2 separate regions of the Mus musculus genome follow, and region 1 is linked to region 2. A link is a loop called in an ENCODE intact Hi-C map of the cell type or tissue named here. Cell type or tissue: left cerebral cortex. All regions are shown on one strand. Links, peaks and the distances in the headings refer to the core of each region. The heading gives the core; the rest is flanking DNA. Region 1 overlaps Lin7a (lin-7 homolog A (C. elegans)). Region 2 overlaps Lin7a (lin-7 homolog A (C. elegans)).

Evidence for each region. Hi-C counts contacts between places; a loop is a spot of excess contacts. Peaks named below come from ENCODE experiments on the same cell type or tissue, not always from the same donor. Only the 100,000 strongest peaks of a DNase experiment are listed, where the experiment ranks them.
Region 1: it touches region 2 in a loop (2.5-fold over the local background); 3 of 42 quality-filtered maps call a loop at or near these places.

What each region holds. Positions count from the first base shown.
Region 1 is chr10:107,273,306-107,276,126 of GRCm38, forward strand. The region is part of intron 1 of Lin7a (lin-7 homolog A (C. elegans)); the gene reads left to right. Among named protein-coding and RNA genes, the nearest start is that of Lin7a, 2.9 kb to the left of the region's middle. In left cerebral cortex, for the core only: CTCF peaks have their summits at 744 (motif pointing left) and 1,690 (motif pointing right); DNase peaks (open chromatin) are centred at 743 and 1,674; H3K4me3 peaks cover 605 bases; H3K27ac peaks cover 50 bases.
Region 2 is chr10:107,338,049-107,340,869 of GRCm38, forward strand. All of the region lies in intron 2 of Lin7a (lin-7 homolog A (C. elegans)), which reads left to right. Among named protein-coding and RNA genes, the nearest start is that of Lin7a, 68 kb to the left of the region's middle. In left cerebral cortex, for the core only: no CTCF peak of the experiment used is centred there; a DNase peak (open chromatin) is centred at 1,658; H3K27ac peaks cover 873 bases.

The sequences.
Region 1 (2,821 bases), core at 138-2,637, 65 kb before region 2:
TCGTTTACAGATTAATAAGAGTAAAGAGCTCAGAAGTCCGTCGTATAATCTATGATTTTAGTCCCAATATCATCTGTACTAAGCAGGATAAATCCATTGCTGGTAAGAGCCAAACAGATGGCAGGCTATTAAAAACGATGGGTTTCCCAAGTTATTTCTGTTTTAATGTGATGAGCTCTTCTATTGTCCCATTACTGAATTACAGTCATTAAACACCCCAAGTTTAACTATATTAAACAACCCAAGTTCTAACTATGTTAGATGCAAACACTCCAAGAAGACAACATACTCAAGCAAATTTACATCCCACCACTACTATTAGCAATGCAACTAGTCCACTTTGGGGAAGTTTATCTTAGCCCTTGGACACCCCAGTCAGCTATCTAGAGAAGACCAAGATTTAAAGTGTGTTCTTGTTTATATTCAGAGGGTACCTGTCCTTCTGTGATTAGATCTGTAGAGTAAGTAACAAAGGAAGCCCAGTCAGGTTATCTATGGGAACATCTGAATTATTGAACCACTGGCTTTAAGTGCTCTGTGTGTAAGAAGTCCGTGAAGTTATCTTCCCTCTAATTCACTATGATAGTACACCAAGTTAAGTAATTTTATTAGGTTGATGGAATATGTGATTCTAAGCTTTGTCCTGGTTTGGTTGGGCATTAGGACATGAAGGTCTGATAATTGTGAAGATGTGCAGTGTTAGCAGCCTGTAATTCGGTTAACCCAACTTAGGGCTCAGCGTTTGGCCACCTACTGGCGATTTTGGGTCACTCCAAGTTTCCAGAGTGCCATTTGATACGTTGGTGGCCCATGTTATACACTCTAAATTTGCTCACTCAAAAGCTTTTGGCTCCATCAAAGCCTTTATAATTTACAATCCTTCTTTCCTTTAGTCTCCCCCAATGTGTAAAGCTCCTTGAGGGACGAAGCCATTTCTTAACCCATCTTTGAATTTCTCATCATCCCTGACTTGTGATGGAGTATAAAGTCAATGTAGACTAGTGATAGTGAACTGAAGCTGGAGTAAATGGAGAACTGTTTGTTATACAGATTTCATACGGAACTGGGGTACAGTTATGAGGTTATGGCCCTGCAGAGCTAGCAAGGATGCTAGAAAGGAGCACGTAAGGCGGTGGCTATGAACCGTTCCCAGATTCACTTGGTGGATCTCTACCAGCCACACCTGTTTAGCAAGACTGGGTTTCTTTATGTAGTCCTTGCTGTCCTGGGACTTGCTTTGTAGACCAGGCTGGCCTTGAACTCAGAGATCTGCCTGCCTTTGCCTCCTGAGTGCTGGGATTAAAGGGAATGTGGCATCTCGGGCCTAAGGAGGATTGTAACTAGTGGGCAACAGGAAAGAAGGAAATGGGATTTGTGTCAGGAACTACCAAGTGCATCTTCTGCAATCAGAGGAGGTATGGTTAGGACTCCTGGTTCTTTTCTAGGATTTTCATTTACAGAAAAGAAACATTAATATTCTTAAGGCTATGCTACCTCTAAGTAGGCGATTTGGTTCTCAATTGGTGTCCTTTGGAATCAAGGATGTAGAGTCCATTTGGACAGTATCACAGCTGGGGGGGGGTGTCAATATGAACATCATAGTATCCATAGGAGTAGAAAAAAAAATCCATATATATGCCATAGAGTGTGTCAAATGGAACTCCAGAAGCTTGCAGTGACCTAAAGTCTCCAGTAGGTGGCCGAACGATGAGACCCAAGTCAGAACACCTGAATTTCAGACTGTTAAAGCTGCACAGCTTCACAATTATCAGACCCAAATTCCTTTTTTTAAAAAAAAATATTTTTATTAGGTATTTTCCTCATTTACATTTCCAATGCTATCCCAAAAGTCCCCCATACCCTCCCCCCCACTCCCCTACCTACCCACTCCCACTTTTTGGTCCTGGCGTTCCCCTCTACTGGGGCATATAAAGTTTGCATGACCAATGGGCCTCTCTTTCCAGTGATGGCCGACTAGGTCATCTTTTGATACATATGCAGCTAGAGACAAGAGCTCCTGGGTACTGGTTAGTTCATATTGTTGTTCCACCTATAGGGTTGCAGTTCCCTTTAGCTCCTTGGGTACTTTCTCTAGCTCCTCCATTGGGGGCCCTGTGATCCATCCAATAGCTGACTGTGAGCATCCACTTCTGTGTTTGCTAGGCCCCGCCATAGTCTCACAAAAGACAGCTATATCAGAGACCCAAATTCCTAATGCCCAAGTTTTTAAGGAAACAAGTCAAAGCTACAGGGTTGAAATTAAGACTTACTTGCCTCAAATTCCTATAGGATAACTTAAAATAAGACTCTTAGAAGTCACACCCATCTTGATTTTCTGTCTGGGAAACAAGACTTGAAGATCCAGGATAGCCCTAAGGAATAAAAAGAGTGCCTGGAGTGTTTTCACATATCTGTCTCTATACCAAAACTGTTAAACTGCCATCATGACATTGGACCAGCCAGCATTGCAGACCACAGGGTAGCTGTGGACAGAGTAGACTCCTTTTTTTTTTTAACTGTTTCTTGATATTATTCATTTACTTATTGAGACCGTAATATAAGTCACACTTTATTTTGGGACCAGTGTCTATTGAGAAGCTAGACAAATGAAAATTCTAATTTCTGTCACAAGAGCTGCTAGGAAAGTTTGTTTGTTTGTTTACTTGCTTGTTTGGGGCATACAAACAAGTCACTCATCTGTTCATTTAAAATACATTTCTTGCCTGTTACATACTACAGATTATGTTAAAATACATTTCTTGCCTGTTACATACTACAGATTATGTTAAAATACATTTTTTACCTCTTACATACTACAGAT
Region 2 (2,821 bases), core at 100-2,599:
AGTAGAAACATTAGTTGGGACAAAATAAAAAGTATCCTTGCAGTTTCTTTTTTAAATCATGGGAGCAAATGATGAAGTCTTTAATAAGAGGCATACTATATTATATATTTTACAAATAATATATATTTTATATAATAAAAGGCATGTTAAGAGAGATGTTGACACATGGTTTTGCTTTTTGAATATCTCACCCAACATAGAAAGAGACACGGATACCCGGCCATATGATGACCAGGCAAGGATAGTGATGATGTCATAGGAGAGAAATCGTGTGCAACATGTTATTTGTTAGCCAATTTGATTGGATAAGGGTAATGACATTTACCCTTTTATCATTTGATTGTATAAGGTTAATGACATATTACCATTCCACAGCACCACATAAAAAATATTAAGAACATAGATAACCCAAGCATATATGAGACTATCCATTGGTGGCTTTGCTAGAAACGTGTCTCCTGATAGCAGTAACAAAGGTTATAGCCTATATTTCACAGAGAGATTTTCATTTTTTTCTTTGAATGGTGTGATTTGATGTCTGATACACATTTTGATTGTATATCAGCTAAATCACTGTCGTAAGCATCACCTACTGTTGTGATGATCCCAACGCTTCTATCTAGCTATTTTGAAATGTAAAATACCTTGTGGTTAACAGTGATCTCCCTTCTGTGTACAGCAGAACACCAGAACTTATTTCTGCTGATTGTGATAACCCTCTCCCACCACTCCCCTTTCGTCTTCCAGATGTTGCTTTTCTTCACTCCCTCTAATGAGCTGCTTTTAGAGTTCACATCTGAGTGAGATTATGCAGTGTTTGTTGTACCACTTGGCTTTTTACTTTCTCTAACAAAATACCTGAAAGAAGCAACTTAAGAGAAGAAAGAAATTTTGGCTCACAATTTAACAAGGCATGGGGTCCAAACAAGGTGGCTAAGAAGGGAGCGGATTGCTTTGCATTCTCTCCCAGGACACAGATGAGTGCTGGAGCAACCCCGGTTGTCTTGTTCTGTTGTGCATGTGTGTGAATGTGCATGCATGCATGTGTTTTCCTGTGTGTGTGTTTAAATTTTTATTCAATCTGGCATCTAAATTAACAGTATAGTACCTCCCACTTTCAAGATGGTCACCGTTTTCTTAGATAACTGTGGATGGATGGAACCTCCCTCACATATTCCCTGAGGAGTGTCTGCTAATTAAATTCAAATCCAATTGAAGTGACCACTTTAATTAACCATTGTATTTGATCTTCTGTACATAGCTTCTTTCCCACAATGCCCTGAAAGTTCATCCATTTCTGCCTCAAATAATAGGATTTTGTCCCTTTTTAAATGGTTGGATACTCTTCCTCTTTGTATGTGTACCACATCTTCGCTATGTATTCATCCTGTGTTAGAGATTTAGGTTTGTTTCAATACTTTAAAAACAGCTACATTTATTTATTTGTTTGCAAGGAGGGCCATACCATGGCACTAGTGTGGAGGCCAGAAGACAAACATCAGGAGTGGGTTCCCTCCTTCCAACATGTAGGTTCCAGGAATTGAATTCAGGCTTCGAGGCGAGCATCTTTACCCACTGAGCTTGCTTACGAACTTTGTTTTAATTCTTAGTTCTTGTAAGGAGTCCTTCAACAAACATAGAAGCACAGATCTCTCTTTCACTCTCCAATTTAATTTCCTTTGGGTATATTCCCAGACTGGGAATGCTGATTCATACATTGGTTCTATTTTTAATTTTCTGAGGAACTTCTTGTGACATTTTTCAAAGTAGTTTTAGAAATGAGCATTTAGGTATCAAGAGTGTTCAGTGTCCCCTTCTCTCTTCACTCTGAACAAATTCTGGTTATCTTTTTCTCTGCTTGACAATAGTCAGCCAACTAGAATGAGGTGGTATCTAGTCGTGGTTTTATTTGTATTTCCCCAGTGATAATGGACTTTTGTATGCTTTAAGAAATGCATAGTAAAATATTTCATCCATTGTTTCTACATTAAATAACACTCCCCCCCCAATTTAATCTTAAGTCCCTTCAAGACTCTAGACATTAGCTCCTCATTAGAGGAAGAGTTTGCTAATGCATTGTGCCCTACGGGGGCTTCTACAACAGGAAATCCTAAACTGAAGATTATTTATAAACACAGTAAAGTAAGAGGCAACATATAGAAGTATATGTATATATAGGACACTTTTGGGTTTTTTCTGAGACAGGGTTTCTCTGTGTAGCTCTGGCTGTCCTGGAACTCACTCTGTAGACTAGGCTGGCCTCGAACTCAGAAATCAGCCTGCCTCTACCTCCCAAGTGCTGGGATTAAAGGCATGTGCCACCTCACCTGGATACATGACACTTTTAATTTAAGTTTTGTTATGTTAAGTTCCTTCCTTTATCCTGCCAAAGCTACAGTTATTTATGGCAAAATGTGCGGGGTTGGTTATGCAGATTTTGTTTTGCTTTGCTTTTACTGTTTTAATAAGTTTTTTTTAATGCTTTTTCTTTGTGTAGGGTAGAGTCACATAGGCTCTTCATGTACAACTATCATCCTTGTGGGAACATATCCAGGGTACTACCACATTCAACAGTATTAAAGAAAATGTATCTGCTTTAAGGTTATGCATATCTCTTTCTCTTCACATTAAACTAAACTGGAAAATGTCAAAGAAAAGGAAGTTGATGGCCTTTACATTTCCTTTGATTTTATTTGCATTGCCAAACAGTGTGGACACAAAAGCCAGACTGTTCTGTGCTAAGTTTCCTACCAATAAGCATACACAATCAGGAAAGTTAATTTCTACATTTCTAGAAACTGCATGATTTTTTTTTTCATTT